3 separate regions of the Mus musculus genome follow, and all the other regions are linked to region 2. The links are chromatin loops, found by intact Hi-C in ENCODE. Cell type or tissue: left cerebral cortex. All regions are shown on one strand.

Region 1 (5,000 bases), 60 kb after region 2:
AGCAGTTTCCTTCCTTGGGTCTTCATCTACAGTACAACATCTGTGTCAAGTAAACTGTCCCCCAACTTGGGGTCCATTTTGTGAATGAAGTGTGTTTGTGGCCCAGGGAACAGCTTGCTGGAAGGCAAACAGGAAGGAAGGAAGATTTCCATACCTGTCTGAGAAAGTGCAAATCAGTTGTGGATTCCACCTTATCAGCTAGAGGCAGCTCTGCCACCTTGATTGTCCTCTGTGGCTGACTAACAATGGATATTTTGGCCTTCCGTTTGTGAGCTGAGAATCTGTCGCCCTCTAGTTTCAAGGAAACTATACCATGGTACTTGAGGAAAACAGCAAACAAAAACAATGAGAGAAAAATAAACACTGAGAAAGTACACAAACCTTTTAATAATGATAATAAGCATTTAAAAGACAGCATCAAGGCAAAGAGACAAAAAGGATTTTTCTCAATCACCCAATCTTCTTTAAAAAAAAAAACTTTTTCAGAAAAAAAAACTTCGGGAAAATAGAGAAAGAGAAAAATATAATAGTATCACTTCTATGAAGACATCTATGAACTTAAGACATTTGGCAATTCTTTGTGCTTACATTGTAGATGGTGTCTGTCCCATTTCTACAAACAGAGGATGGGAGAACCTGAAAGCAACAAAAGACGTATGTGCGCAAAACCGACTTTAAAAGCAAGTAGCAGTATATTTTAGTAAGGTTCTGAAATAACTGAAAACTTAAAAAGAATATTTCCCGAGACTTTTTTTTTTCATGCCAGGTTCAATAGAATTTTGTAAACCATCATGTCTAACCACAGCTCATGATCATGCTGATTCCTGACAAGCAGGACAGAGAGGTGGCTTTCGTTTTCAGTGCATCTGTAGCACAGAGAGATTCAGGAAAGCACACAGGTACACACGTGCATGCACACACATGTGAGAGTGTGCCTGGTGGGCATCATAGCTTCCACACCCAAGGGGGTCACTTAACCGTGCTTCTGTTCTAGGACCACTGATTGTTCCCTATCTATCTTGATCATAAAAAGGAACCAAAGCAGGATTCACACGGCTGAATGAATGTGCCTACCGCTTCAGTTGGCACAGTTAGTGGAGTGGGTCAGCATAATGATATTTGCACATAAAAGGCACTGCATGACTCCACAAAGCACTCACTATGAGAATCCAAACCGTTCTGCACTGTATCAGCCACTTATCACACATCCCCACACACCCACTCCCAGTCTTCATCCTTACTGATTTGCCATTCCCCTGGGTCATTGTCTTCCTTTGAGTGAGGTCGGTGAGACCAAAACCCTGAAGAGCATCTCCACTGGTGAAAGATGGAGGAGGCCTTTCCAGAAGAGGAGAACCTGAAGTGGTGAGCGAGGATGAGCCTGAGGGCAGCGGATGCCAAGGGCCCTTCCCCCACGTGCTGTGCTTGCTTTGGTTGAAGGAATTTGAAGGATGGCACCGTCCTGGAGGCATGCAAGATGGCAGGCAATCAGTACACTACACAAACACATAAGCAATGGCGTTGACACAGTTCCTGGAACAGCTTGTCATTAAACCTAGACGGATGAATTTCCCACCAGATGTTGCCTTTTTCCCATTTGCCAGAAACTCCCTCTCTCGTCATCAGTTTCCACCTGGGAAAGCGGTATCCCTTCTGCACATGGATGGGGTGATTATAAACTCATGAAATCCATCCCACAAATCATAGATGAAAATCATTGTCATGGCTTGATAATCATTCCAGACGCTTAGGAAACCGGCTCACTTCCCTCCTGTGATCCTCCCCAACATGGAAGGTTTATTCACCGATCAAGTGCCACCCCCTCCCAACACTGGGAAAGGAATCGAGTTTTCCTCCAGTCTTTTAGAGGTACAAACTAGGATTGTTTAAAGGGAGCGGTGAACAAGCAGCAGCTGTAAAATATTTGCAATCAACTCTAAAGGGACAAAACCCTAGTGAATCTTAAGAGAGTCTCTACTAGAAACTTCAACAATGAATATTTCTGGGAAGGTGCAGAAAACAGCCCACCAAATACAAACAAACTAGCCAGTGAAGTGGCTCAGCAGGTGGGGATGTTGACCACTAACCCTGGCTACCAGAGTTTGATCCTGGGAACACACATAAGAGGAGAGAACAGATCCCCACAGGTTGTCCTCTGACCTCCCCACCAAACCATAAGTAAAAAGGAATTAAAGATTAAAGAACAATTACAAAACCTCAATTAACAAGAAAACAAAACGACCTGCCGAAAGAACCTGGCTGAATATTTATTTTATTTTTAGCAGCACGGAGATTCAACCACGGAGCCTTTTGCAGGCTAAGCAAGCACTCTGCCACTGAGCTACGTTCCAAGTCCAGAGCATTTTTGTTTGTGTATATTTCCCACACTCAATGTGAGTGGAAATTCCTGCTGGCCAAGAAGTACACGTGGTGTGGAGAAAAGGGGGATGAGAGATGTCATGGAAATGTGGGTGTACAGAGCAAAGGAGACAACACCCACTTTTATTATAAGGTAAGCAAGGGGACACCAGATTATAGGTAAGGAAGAAAACTGCAGATCACGGGGCATGACAAGCATTTAAAAAAGGCTTGAAATCGAGTGTCACGCTGGACACATAAAGTGTCACATAGATAAGGAACTGGAAGCAGAAGGACTTTGGCAGAACAAACCCTCAGAGCGCCAAGGGCTTTGCTTTTCGTTTTATTTGTAGGTTGCTCTCTAGCAGGCTCTTCCCAGAACCGTTTGGCTCTGCCTCACCAAGTCATTCATTAGTATTCTCCAGCTGCCCCCTGAATCCCCAGCCAGCTGCATCTTCACGTCTGTTTTCCTCCAATTCCTTCCCTTCTTAGAATTTTCCTGGTCACACTACAGTGGGGGCTCCTGTTTTGGGCACTGAGAGCTCTCCTTAACAGAGGAAAGATAATTACAGCCCTGCAAACTCAGGGGGGAAATAATTGTCCATAGATTCTCACCAACATTGTTTCCCCCTTGGTGAGAACAACAAATGGTTAGAAAAAAGCAACCAGGGCTCTGACTTGTTGCTTCGCTGCAGCCATTGCTCTTAGCAGGAGGAAAAACCACATGAAGCACACACCAGAATAAAGAACCCGGGAGTCATGGTGCAGGCGGCTTTCTTGACAAGAAATTACGCATTTTGATTTGAAGGCGTTATCAAGCATGTTGGCTGCTGCAAGCCAGCAGCCATGGCGCCAGGACTGCTCCTGATTTCAAGACGAGGATCAAAAGAATACCTCCTTTTGAGTCCAAAATTTTCACCGCCGCTTTTGTCTGCGTGCCAAGAACCGCATTCACAGGGGAGTTCAGAATTACTTCAAAGACCTCATCATCTTCCTCTAATCCGTCATAGGTAATTGCTATATTCCACATCTTAGTTGACATTCCTACAAGAAGTAAACATTTTAATTACTCTTTAATTGCTATTTCAATCACCTAGGTGTCAGAGAAATATATTAATTAACATGTCTACCGCTAGACTGCAGTAGCCCGAGTGAGCTATTGTACTGCCACCAACTCACTGAGGCCCTGCTGTTCTCCCAAATAATATAAAAAGAGTGCATTTGTTCCTGGACAATGATGACCGGCCTTCAATGCAAACACTGTAACAAAAAGTAAGCAGCATTACACAGGGGGAGGATAAAAGGTTAGTAGACAAAATCCCAGACATAATTTTTCTTCCAACCCCACCCCCTCTGTGCCTTAGAATAAATAGTTACTACGATTTGAAAATCTTAATAGTTGCAAAAATCTTAAGAGGGTGCAGCAGACAGAAGTGATTTTTGGATGGTACTTCAGGCACCTCACAGAATCCTTGACGTGATTCATGTACTCCAACTGCTGCCTGCATCGGCTGCTATCACCCCCACCCCCAGATCTTCTAGCCCATGGATGATTTTTCTGATTGATGCAATGTTCAATAGTTGCATACTCTCCTAGAGAGAATGTATGGGCTGAGGATTGTACCCATAGACTGGTCCAGCCTCCATGTCCCCTCTTTGTGTCTAACATGGAGTACAAACAAGTTTATTCCACATAACCTTCTGAACTTAACATAACTCTTCATTCGCTAAGATATCCCAGCCAATCTGTCCCATCAGGATGGAAGGCAAATTCAAATCGGAGACACAAAGTACTCAGGCTAGAAGACACTTCTGAAACAGTCTCAATCTCCAGCAGTGTGCATGATGGGAACTGTGAAACATCTTCCTGACTTACTTAGAAGGGAAGGTGAAGGCAGAGGTAAGCAAGCTGAAGGCTGCTTGGTGGCATAAGAGGCAGAGACAGGGACAAAGGACAGTAAGTTTACAGTTTAGGCTCTAGAGCAAAGCTTGGAAGTCTGTCCTGCCTCCCCTGCCTATGGGTGCTTCCATATCCATAAGTCTTTCTCTATACAGTGGCTAAACACTCTTTCCCAGCCTTCTCTTCTGAAAACTGACTTTTTTGCTTGCATGCTGATATGTCTGTTACTCTGTCACCTACATGACAGCCACCTTCTCAAAAGTATGTCTCATAGAGTTCTTATGGCCCATTCAGCATATCATGGATCCCTGCAGCATTCATTAGAAAGGATAAATTGTTCACTTCTGAACTGGGCTGCCTTTATAGGGAAAATGGGGGCATCTGCAGTCATTTTGGTAAAGAACAAGCTGGTGTCCGATTTATGATGCTTTCAGCATCTTCTGTGGTCTCAGATGATCTCTTTTTACAGTCTTTGCAAAATCAGAAGTTGAACTATCTAATATAAGACATTAACTAATTCCCAACTCACTGATGGACGAGTGGGTCTGCCAAAATGTGTGTTTTATCCCTAAGTGCTTCCCTCTGCACTAGACGCTATGGAGAACACCAGACATGCAGCATAAGCCAAGCTCTGACCTAAAGGAGTTTGAAACTTTTTGGAGGAGACAAATTGTCTTTGGGTACCCAAGAAGATTGGTCTCAGGACTCCCACTGAATGCCAACATCTGCAGCAGTTGCTTAA
Region 2 (5,000 bases):
AGAATGGGGCGGTTAGCCATGCAAAGACCATCACTGGCGAGAAGTACAGCTGACTGCCTCAACCTCCCCAGTTGACTTGTGCGCGAAGCGATGTGCCAAGCCCATGCCTTGACATCATCTATAGTTGCTATCTCAGTCAGGCTGTTTCAAGACTGAGCAGACAGCCATCTCAGATCATCCCTAAGACCACATGTAACACATGGCTGACAGAGCAGGAAGGAGGGATAGCTTTTATGCTATATGTACAAGTTATGTTTTCTTCTAAGTCTATTAGTGAGGACATGAAACTCTACATTCTTTTCAACCAACTGAAAAATAGAAATAGCCTAAAGCACAGACACCAATGGTCTTAAAAACAAAAATGTTTAATTTGAGCTTCACTTTCTCACTTAAGATTAGTTTTTAAAATGTAGTGCAGAAAGAACTGCATAAAGCCATTAAGATTTATAATTTAAAAAGATGTTTCTGACATTAAAGTCTTAAGAAAATACATTATTAAATTTTAATATGAAAAAGCCTAAATTGCCTTTAATTCTTCATTAGCAAAGGAATTTGCTAAGCACTAGATTTCAAGGACACACTATCTCACGGAAAGCAAACACATTCTTATGTAAAATTGAATGCCCACTTACCACTTGCAAATTCACTGAGATGAACTGTGATTTTTCTGGCACTTGCATTTAGAAGTGCTATCTTCTTGAGTCATTCTTTTATTTATTTCTTTATATTTCATATTCCATCGTATGGGCCTCCCTTCAATACCAGTTCTCTGTGAGTACCTATGAAGAGTTTAACAAAAATGTCTTACAGAGATAAAAACAGTAAGCAGGAAGATATTCTGGGAAAGTAAATAACCAAAGGTGTTAAGATCAGAACTAAGATGACCAGTCCAGGTGGCTTGTGCATTCCTATCCCCTCCCCACCACACACACACACACACACACACACACCGCCACACACACACTCACACACACACTCACACACTCTATCTCTCTCACACACACACACTCTCTCACACACACTCACACACACACACACACACACACACACACACACACACACTCTCTCACACACACACACACTCACACACACACTCACTCTTTCTCTCTCACACACACACACACACACACACACACACACACACACACTGCCAGGAGCACCATGGTCTTTATTCCTGTAAGCTCTCTCTTTTGAAATCATCCAGTTCCCATGAAACCAAATAACCATGTGTTGTGCATTTGGGCTCAGTGAACTGCCTTAGCCACAAAGCAAAGAGTCACAATGCATTCTTAGCCCACTTGTGAGAATCAGGACAGTGATGATCAAATGTGCAGCTCCAAGTCTCTAAGCTCGACAGGCGAACAGAGGAATGTAAAGTCCATGTTCTCATTCAAAATGCTAACAAAAAATTTATCTTCCTCGAACAAAACCACTGAGAGTCAACCAGAAAAGTGAACTACTACAGTTCAAATTTTAAAAGGTCATATTATAAAGAACTCTCCATAGGGCATACCAACTCACTTCTTCAACCAAGTTATTAAATACATATTATCACAGATGCTGAAGAAATTCTGGTCCTCTAGAAGAGCAGCAGGTGCTCCTAGCCACTGAGCCATCTCTCAGCACCCACTAACTTTAACCAAGTTCAAAGTGGTCTCCTTCACTTTTGTCTTGCCCTTAGGGGCCAAGGATGTATGACAAACTTGGGGAGCTGCTACGTCACTATTGGTAAACAAATGAATTTTTTATCCAGGAAAACAAACAGGCAAGCCCGAGAATTATATGCAGTACATTTTGAAACATGGCCAAAGTTGGTAATGCAGCTAAGGCTTGGAGCTCTTGATGGCTTCCTCACAGCACTTTCTGTCAGTCACATTATTAGGAAGCAGCACAGGTCAATCACCCATGACTCAAATCCCAGCCACTCACTGACTAAAAGTCTAAAAAAAATCACTCTGTGGGATACAAATAACATGAAGCCCCTGAATCCAAAAGTTAGGAGATAACAATATCTCAATGCCTCACAACTATAAAATGTCACTGAACATCAGCACTGTACATTTATTAACACGCTACATTTAAAACAATATAAAAAACGGATTAGTTTTTTAAACATACCACAATAAAAACCAAAGTTGCAAGTACATATCTTTAAAGACATCCATAAAGTTACTTGGCTTTTGATTTTATTCTACTCTAAAAACTGATTAATCATGGCAGTTAACTCTGAGATACCAGGCTCTAGTTGACTTTAGCAATCTGCCTAACATTATTTTAAAAATATCATCAATACTCAGTTTATTATCAACAAAGTAGACCTGTCTTATATGGGCATTAAAAATAGGGAGCTATGGTCAAACTTGTACTGCCTCTTTTTCCTTTCCAAGTTTCATTGTAACATGGCAAAACAGGGATGATAATGCTAACTTAGAGGACTGCTGTCACACTTCAGTGGGAAGCTGCCTAGCAAGGAAGCACCATTGGCCAACGGTGACTTGAAAGCGAAGTGAATTAAAAATAAGTATGACTTTAGCAATCCTAAATAAAGATATCACTGAACCCCATCATTAAAAGTGTTACTAACATTTAACCATCCATCTACTTTCTATTTTGTTTAATACCAAAGCCAGGGAATTATTTATTAAATTAAACCCTTTAGGATCAGTGAGAAGTCTCTGTGGGTAAAGGCACCTGCCGTCGAGCCTGCAGACCTGAGTTCAATTCCTGGGGCCCATATGGTGGGAGGAGAGAAGGAATTCCTGTACATGGTCCTCTAACTTTTACAAAATGTGCCATGGCAAGTATGTGCCCACACACATGCATACACACACACTCACACAAAATAAACTGCCAGAGACCCCTTCAGTTACTGCAGGCTTCCCACTGACATATTGCTTTGTAAGTATGCAGGGAAGATGCGTGTCACACACGGCCTGCTCTGTTTTCAAGCAGAAAAAAGAAAATACAGGTTTGATCTGAAACAAAGCTCCTCCTCCAAGTAGAAAGCCAGATGTAAGCCAAGAGTGGAGCCTGGATGGAAATCAGCACTTGATTTCAGAAGCTAGTGAACAAGTATAGCCAAGGCATTCTGAGACACAAATCAAAGAATCACGGGGGCTGTAGTGTCCAGGCACATTGTCCTGGCACCTCCAATGGTTTCAATGCACCCTGCGGAAGGCTCTCTGTTACTGCAGTCTGGACAAAACTGGACATAAGCTGTTGGCCCTTCACATGCACATGTATACCAGCTTCATAGAATTCCCAAGTATGCACTTCCGCTGACAACACCAGGCCAGCGTTACGTACTTCTGTACTCTCCTGACCCAAGAATGACTTGGAAGATGTAGAATGATACCAACTAAAGACCGACTATCAAATACTGTTTCCGTGTATGAAAAGCTCTGTGGGGATTTTCATGGAGGAACACAGGAGTACAAAAACACAAAAGGCAATATTAATGTAGGGTGGAGACAGGTTCAGTAATTACCTTCCTCCAAAAATAACACTAGGAAAAAACACTCAGGTACAGTAGAAGCCAGAAATGTAGAGGCCAAGTCAGGTTTTTCCTGGGTGTTAACCAGACATGTTCTTCCAAATGGGAAAAGGAGCAAGCTATTGCCCTTCAAGTAGCCACTGGGCCAAGACATCCTGGGAAAAGAAAAAAAGGCTAGATTGGCCTGCCCACACATAGCAGAGTTTACCAACACAGGTATGAATTAAGCATACTAACATTAAATGCTTCTAATAATGAAATTCTGCCGGTTGTGAACAACTAAGTAACTCTCTAACCACAGATAAAAGACTTAAAAAAAAAGAATGTGTGAATTCACAATCAAGCACTGCTAATCTGTACCAAATCTGATCTCTCTAACTCACTCACTCTCTGTATCTGTGTCTGTGTGTGTGTGTGTGTGTGTGTGTGTATCTACATCGAGCCCCTTAAAGCCTAGAAGCAGCTTAATCTACACTGCGATGACTACAGTAGAAAAGCAGGCCTATAATGCAAAAGACATAGCCAGCTATAAACCAAGAAACATGCTAATAAACTGACATTACAGTAAGGTAGTTTAGGGTTGGCTAGCAGCCTCACACATGAAAAATGTGACTACCAAACGAGCTGATAGAGCTTCCTGGGGATCCTTAACCAACAAATCATACCCAGGCTTCTTTCTTTCTTTAATTTTTCACCATCCCTCCTCCTTCCAGTGCAGTGGATCCAACCCAGGGCCTTGCTCATCCCAGGCAAGAACTCTACCACTGACTGACATATATATGCAAACATATATATGGCGATAGATCGGGGAGATCATGGGAGACCTCTACTTTTTGCTCATTCTATATTATGTCAAACATCTTTAATTTCAGTAATAGTATATAATAAATGCATACCCTGACTGTTCTACTAGAATGATCTTTAATTTCTACATTTGAAAAGTTGAATCTAAACCCTAATACTTTTGCTAAATAATATAATAAAGTCTACATTCCTTTGCTTCCCCAGTTATGCCTGATAAATTTATATTGCTGCAACACACAACATCCTATGCTGAGCCGTTTCCATAGGTTCCAAGTGGACATTTCCCAGAGTTCTTAGTCTCTCTACTACTACATGTGCTTTCCCAATAGAATTCTGAATTACCCATTATGAATTAGAGAAGTCAGGCAGTGGGCACATAAGTGAAAAGGTTATGACCAACTGATTTCTTTTTGTCTGGATCCTAATGGACGTACCGATACGTAGGTACTTAGGTATTTAAATTTTCGTAAGTAAACAAAGCTTGCTTAGACATCAATTTCTCTTAAACATGTACACTGTGTTTATTCTAGCTACAGCTCCTTAAGTATTAACAGAGCTCTCCATAGTTTGAAGACATCTAATATAATTCTGCTGTTTTACAGTCAAATTGAATTCTGGAGGTCTTTCTTTTGTTTTTTTTTTTTTGTTTTGTTTTTTTTTTTTTTTTTTTTTTTTTTGGTCATGAGGTAAATGTTCACCGTGG
Region 3 (5,000 bases), 330 kb after region 2:
ACTGCTCTTCCGAAGGTCCCGAGTTCAAATCCCAGCAACTACATGGTGGCTCACAACAATCTGTAACAAAATCTGATGTCCCCTCTGGAGTGTCTGAAGATAGCTACAGTATACTTACATATAATAAATAAATAAATAAATAAATCTTTTTTAAAAAAAAAAAAAAGGAAATTCCAGTGTAGAGAGCCCTCTCAGCATATCATAAATCTCAACTTGCCAGGACCAAGGGGCCGGAAAGAAAAAGGTCCTCTCAGAATACTAATGTGGACTATTTTAATCATTAAAGCACACACATACAGTAGTATATGTGTGGATGTTCTTAAGACAGATTTAAACACACACACACACACACACACACATCTTCTGGCTTTTGTTTTAGACTATGTGCTGTTCCTTTTCCTTTCTTTTTATTTTGGTTATTGCTTAACTTAAAAAAAAAAAAAGATTTGGGCTAGTGATGGCTCAGAGTTGAAACCACGTACCTCATGCAGAGGACCAGAATTTGGTTCCTGGCACCCACATGTGTTGTTAACAGCTGTCCAACACTCCCTTCTGGCTTCTCTGGGCACTGTACTCACACACACACAACCACACATATATACATAATATATAAAAAAAATTTTAAGTCTTATTTTTTCCACATCAGTTTTAATGGTTATAATGGCTTCCCACAGGAAATTGAGAAGAAAGCGCAAAGATCTTCCCTCTGCAATCCCTCACAGTCTCCCCAGAAGGGTAATTCTGACCCAGGGCGCTACATCAGTTACAACTGGCAATGATATATACATTACAGAGTCATTTCAGTGCCCTAGAAGTCCAGTTACACTACTTCCTATTGGTCAATCAGTTTTATCTTAACAAGAAGAAACTAGGTTTCTAGTCCTGAGGTCTGATGCTGTAAGTTCAACAGAAACCAAAGATTCATCACTGCATATACTAGGTATTCAGAGACCACTGGGATCACCCCTTCTCAGATCGGACACAAGTATTCTCAGGAATAAATTGCCTTTGATTCAAAGAACAAATGAGAGGATAGACTAAACCTGCCTGGAATGACACCCAGGTAATTCGATACGCACATGCTAAACAGTGCATGCACAACACAGGAATGCCAAAAACACATAGAGCCAAGGATCCACAGAGTGGCCCCAGAATAGCTATCACTCCATTGCCAAGGGCTCTGAAATAAGACTAAGAAAGGAACTTTCTTGCTTGAGGTCATCAAAACATTGTTAAAACGAGAACAAGCCTTCCCACAGTGTTCTTTGAAGACCACAGTGTACGCTTAGAAGTGGACGTTTCCTTGGCTGAAAGCCAGTCTCGTTCCTTTCCACTGATCAGATCTCTTGCTGAAGACTGTCTGAAGGGAAAGTGGCCTAGGCATCAGATGACCCAGGAAACTCATCCCTGGAGGTAAAATTGATACCAGTGACCCAACGTTCTGGAGGGCACAGTGAGGAAAGGAAGCACACCCACTTGCCTACCCAGACTCCTTCAGTGCCTGTCAACAGATGGTGAAGATATAGAGCTAAAGGGTAGCATGAAGGTGTGGCCTGTAGGTGTGATCTCAGGTGGACTGTAAGTGTGATCTCAGAGTGGACTGTAGGAGTGACCTCATATTGAGCTGATGGTGTGATCTCAGAGTGGCCTGATAGTGTAGACTCAGAGAGACCTGATAGTGAGACCTCAGAGTGGCCTAAACCATAATGCCTTTGATTGCTCCAGCAAATTCCCAAGTACCAAAAATCTCTGATTTTCCCATTTCAACTCTCTCTTCTTGTTAACTGGAGACAGAATCACCAATAATGTGTGTGGGTTGTTCTTTTTTTCATGCCTTTGTTTACATCTAATGGTGTAGCCTTGTGTTTCAAAAAATATTTTCTCCTTTCCATTACTTTGATGATAAAGATCATTATCACCCCTTCAAAACAAAAATTCTGTACCAAAGCTGGAATACTTCATGAGAGAGAAGGTGCTTCCGTGTTCTTGAGAGCGAACAGTGAAGAGCATGAGTCCCCATTTTCTGGTCTAAGCATGAGATGACAGAAAGTGGGGTCACTCAAACAACTCAGATTGCCCCCGCCCCCTCCCAGAACAATAACACTGGGAGCAGCTTCTGCAGCTCAGAGGAAGCAAGTGTCTCTAATTAGGGAGCAAGAGCAGCTGAGGTAACTATTCTGGCAGCTGAGAAATTGCCTGATTTCTGTTTGTGAAGGTTGCCACCTACTGAGGAGCCTGCAACACTGCACCCGGCCTGAAAGAAAGGGCAGAGGATAAGGAGAAGGCAGGGTGAGGACAATAATACACAGGGGCATGGTGGACGGTGCCCACATGGCACACAGCATAGAGTCATGGTTATGAGAGGGTTCGGGTGGGAAATTGCATGTGGGAGAGGTCTACCTGAGCCTACAGGGCTCCGTGAAGCTTCTCCAAAGGGCTGAGGAGAGAGTGTGAAGCAGAAGTCAGGGGACTCAAACACCGAAGGAAGGAAATAATGGCAGACCCCAGGTGGTGGCAGCACTGGCCATAGAAGACCATTTGCCCTAATAATTTGTATTAAATGATACTTGACCCGGAGGGCTTTTCGAGGATAAATTAGGACACCCCCTCCCCCCAAAAAAGTTGAAGACTCACCAAGGCCTGACAGAAGTGCCCGGCAATTAAGAATCAATGAGCAGGTAAAGATGCCCCTGGGGGAGGCACAGAGAGGTCTTTGTGCTCATAAACACTAGGGAACCTGGAATGTTAAACACACAGGGCTGTTCCTTCAAAGGAAGGGATATACACCCTGCTACCTGCCCAGAGATCTGGAAGCAGACGTAGTTAATAACACGGTGATCTTTGTGCTATATGAGTGAGCTGGGGACCACACCAGACACTCCCCAAAACTCCTATCGTGAGCTTATTTTTCTCAATCTACAGAACTCATCTCTACCGAATGTGTCACAGGTACTTTACAAAGGATTTCAACATAGTCACATCCGATCTTTATTTAGCTTACTTTGTTCTTCAAGGAGGTTTATGTGGGCTTCATTGTGCACATGTAACCAGGAAAGTTTCCACCAAATTGTGCACTGCTTTAATATGCCTAAACTACTCGAGGTCAGATTCCCACAGTTTGGACCAATACCAGCTATTTAGTCGTGCTGAACGAAATTGCATGCTGATCATTACTCTGCTGGATGTGGTGGTTGTAGAGAACACACACACACAATCCAATCAGAAATCTCTGGACAGAGCTGGCTACTGTGACTCACACCTGTGATCCCATGTGTTCAGGATGCTGAGGCAAGAGGATTGAAGTCAATTTCAAGGCCATACTGGACTGCATAGTAAATTCCACGTCAGCCATGAGTGAGAATCCAGTGGCTGTGGCTCCCTCAAGAGCCAGCCCTGTCCCCTAAGACACGAAAGGCAGCAACTGGCCCACAGAAGAATGTCCCCATGTTTCTAGACCATTCTCTTCTTTTAAACATCCCATGTTTCTGTTGCTAACATCAATGGATCGGAGGGGTGGGGAGAAATACTCCTGGGGCCAACAGAGCAGCAGAGAAAGCATGCAAGTGCTAACAAGGACTCCAAACTCCAGGAAGAGCGTGAGGCAAACAAGTTAATCTGGGTGAAAAGAGACAGGCAAGAGCTTTTTACTAAGGAAACCGGGTTTTGGCCAGTACAGTAGTTTATTCAGAAACCTCGGGCCTAGTTCCACTGTGAACAGCCATATTTGTTTGGGCAAGTCACTTCAATTCTTAGTCTCAAAGAGAAGGCCCTGAGCACAATGATAAGAAACAAATGCCCCTATGGTCGTTTCCCAGGGTTTGCCGACACCCATCTTTCAGTCTTGTGCAAGGGAGGGCCCAAGGAAGGGAGGTAAAAGGCAGACAACTAGAAGCTAACTACTGGAGCCTCCCTACGCTGTTCATATGGCTGGTGCTGAACTTTCAGATCCCAAATAGGTCATAGGTTCCACTGTGACACGGACACAAATAAAGACTGAAATGCTTTTAAAACTCTTGGCCAGCGTGCTGGAAGCAGAACCATTACTGTTAGTATTATTTGTGGAAGAAGAGACGCTCTAATGCAAACTGAATTAACAATTCTGCAGGATACATGGTAGTGCACCGGGAACTGTCACTGTTCACATGGGATTCTATAAAGAAGATCAGGGTCTTCTCATATATAATGAAAAAAACAGTCAAAGCACCAATATTTTGGGTTTTGTTTTGCTTCATTTTGTTTTTGTTTTTGTTTTTTGTTGGGGGGGGGGTTGGTTTGTTTGTTTTGCCATCTTGACACAAGCTGGAATTCTCTAGGAAGAGAAACCTCAATTGAAAAAATGGCTCCATCGGATTGCCTGTGGGCAAGTCTTTGGGACATTTTCTTGATTAATGATTGATATGGAGGGCCCAGCTCACTGTGCTCGGTGCCACCCTTAGGCAGCTGGTCCTGGACTATATGAGAAAGTAAAGGGTTGAAAAGCCATGGGGGACAAGCCAGGGGGCAGCACCTGCTTCAGTTCCTGCCTCCAGGTTCCTGCTCTGAGTTCCCACCCGGACTTCCCTTCAAGAGGGATTACAAGCTGTAAATTGCAAAACAACAACAAAAACCTGTGGCATCTTAGCACTGCAATAATAACAAGCCAGGACAGCTACAGTTTGTAGCTGATGGTGGCTGTTCTGCCTGGAAGGGGCCAGAGAAGTATTAGTCTATCGACCCCTCTTTAAAACTCAGGAAACAAACATCAAAATGTTAACACTTACCAGAGATGGATTGTACCCGAGGGCTAGAAGCTCTTGGTCTCAGTTTCCTTTCTCAAATCCCAATGAAAAGCTGCCCAGAGTAGGCAGTCTTTTTCCTGCATGCTTTTGTTAAGGATTCACAAGTCGTTGACTGAGTTTCTGTTGATTCAGCTTGTTTGCATAATTAGGCAGCACAGGTGGGCTCCTGCCTCGGTTTTCCAAACAAGTGTAAACGAATTGCCTACCTCAGATGAGTCCTGG

What was found. Peaks named below come from ENCODE experiments on the same cell type or tissue, not always from the same donor. Only the 100,000 strongest peaks of a DNase experiment are listed, where the experiment ranks them.
Region 1: a loop joins it to region 2, with 1.9 times the contacts of the local background. A loop is called at or near these places in 3 of 42 quality-filtered maps.
Region 3: it touches region 2 in a loop (3-fold over the local background); 3 of 42 quality-filtered maps call a loop at or near these places.

The regions. Positions count from the first base shown.
Region 1 is chr4:82,913,379-82,918,378 of GRCm38, forward strand. Frem1 (Fras1 related extracellular matrix protein 1) reads right to left here. Exons shown (of 37, transcript NM_001198811.2): 30 at 3,253-3,402; 31 at 1,242-1,462; 32 at 589-636; 33 at 155-319. Among named protein-coding and RNA genes, the nearest start is that of Gm33260, 7.8 kb to the right of the region's middle. RefSeq lists an enhancer at 1,995-4,893. In left cerebral cortex, no CTCF peak of the experiment used is centred here; DNase peaks (open chromatin) are centred at 2,793 and 3,093; H3K4me3 peaks cover 328 bases; H3K27ac peaks cover 605 bases.
Region 2 is chr4:82,853,337-82,858,336 of GRCm38, forward strand. It overlaps Zdhhc21 (zinc finger, DHHC domain containing 21), which reads right to left. Exons shown (of 9, transcript NM_026647.4): 2 at 633-779. Among named protein-coding and RNA genes, the nearest start is that of Zdhhc21, 3.8 kb to the right of the region's middle. In left cerebral cortex, no CTCF peak of the experiment used is centred here; DNase peaks (open chromatin) are centred at 660 and 2,983.
Region 3 is chr4:83,181,273-83,186,272 of GRCm38, forward strand. It overlaps Gm46887 (a long non-coding RNA gene), which reads right to left. Exons shown (of 3, transcript XR_001784537.1): 1 at 4,761-5,000. Among named protein-coding and RNA genes, the nearest start is that of Gm46887, 2.8 kb to the right of the region's middle. In left cerebral cortex, a CTCF peak has its summit at 2,231; a DNase peak (open chromatin) is centred at 2,194.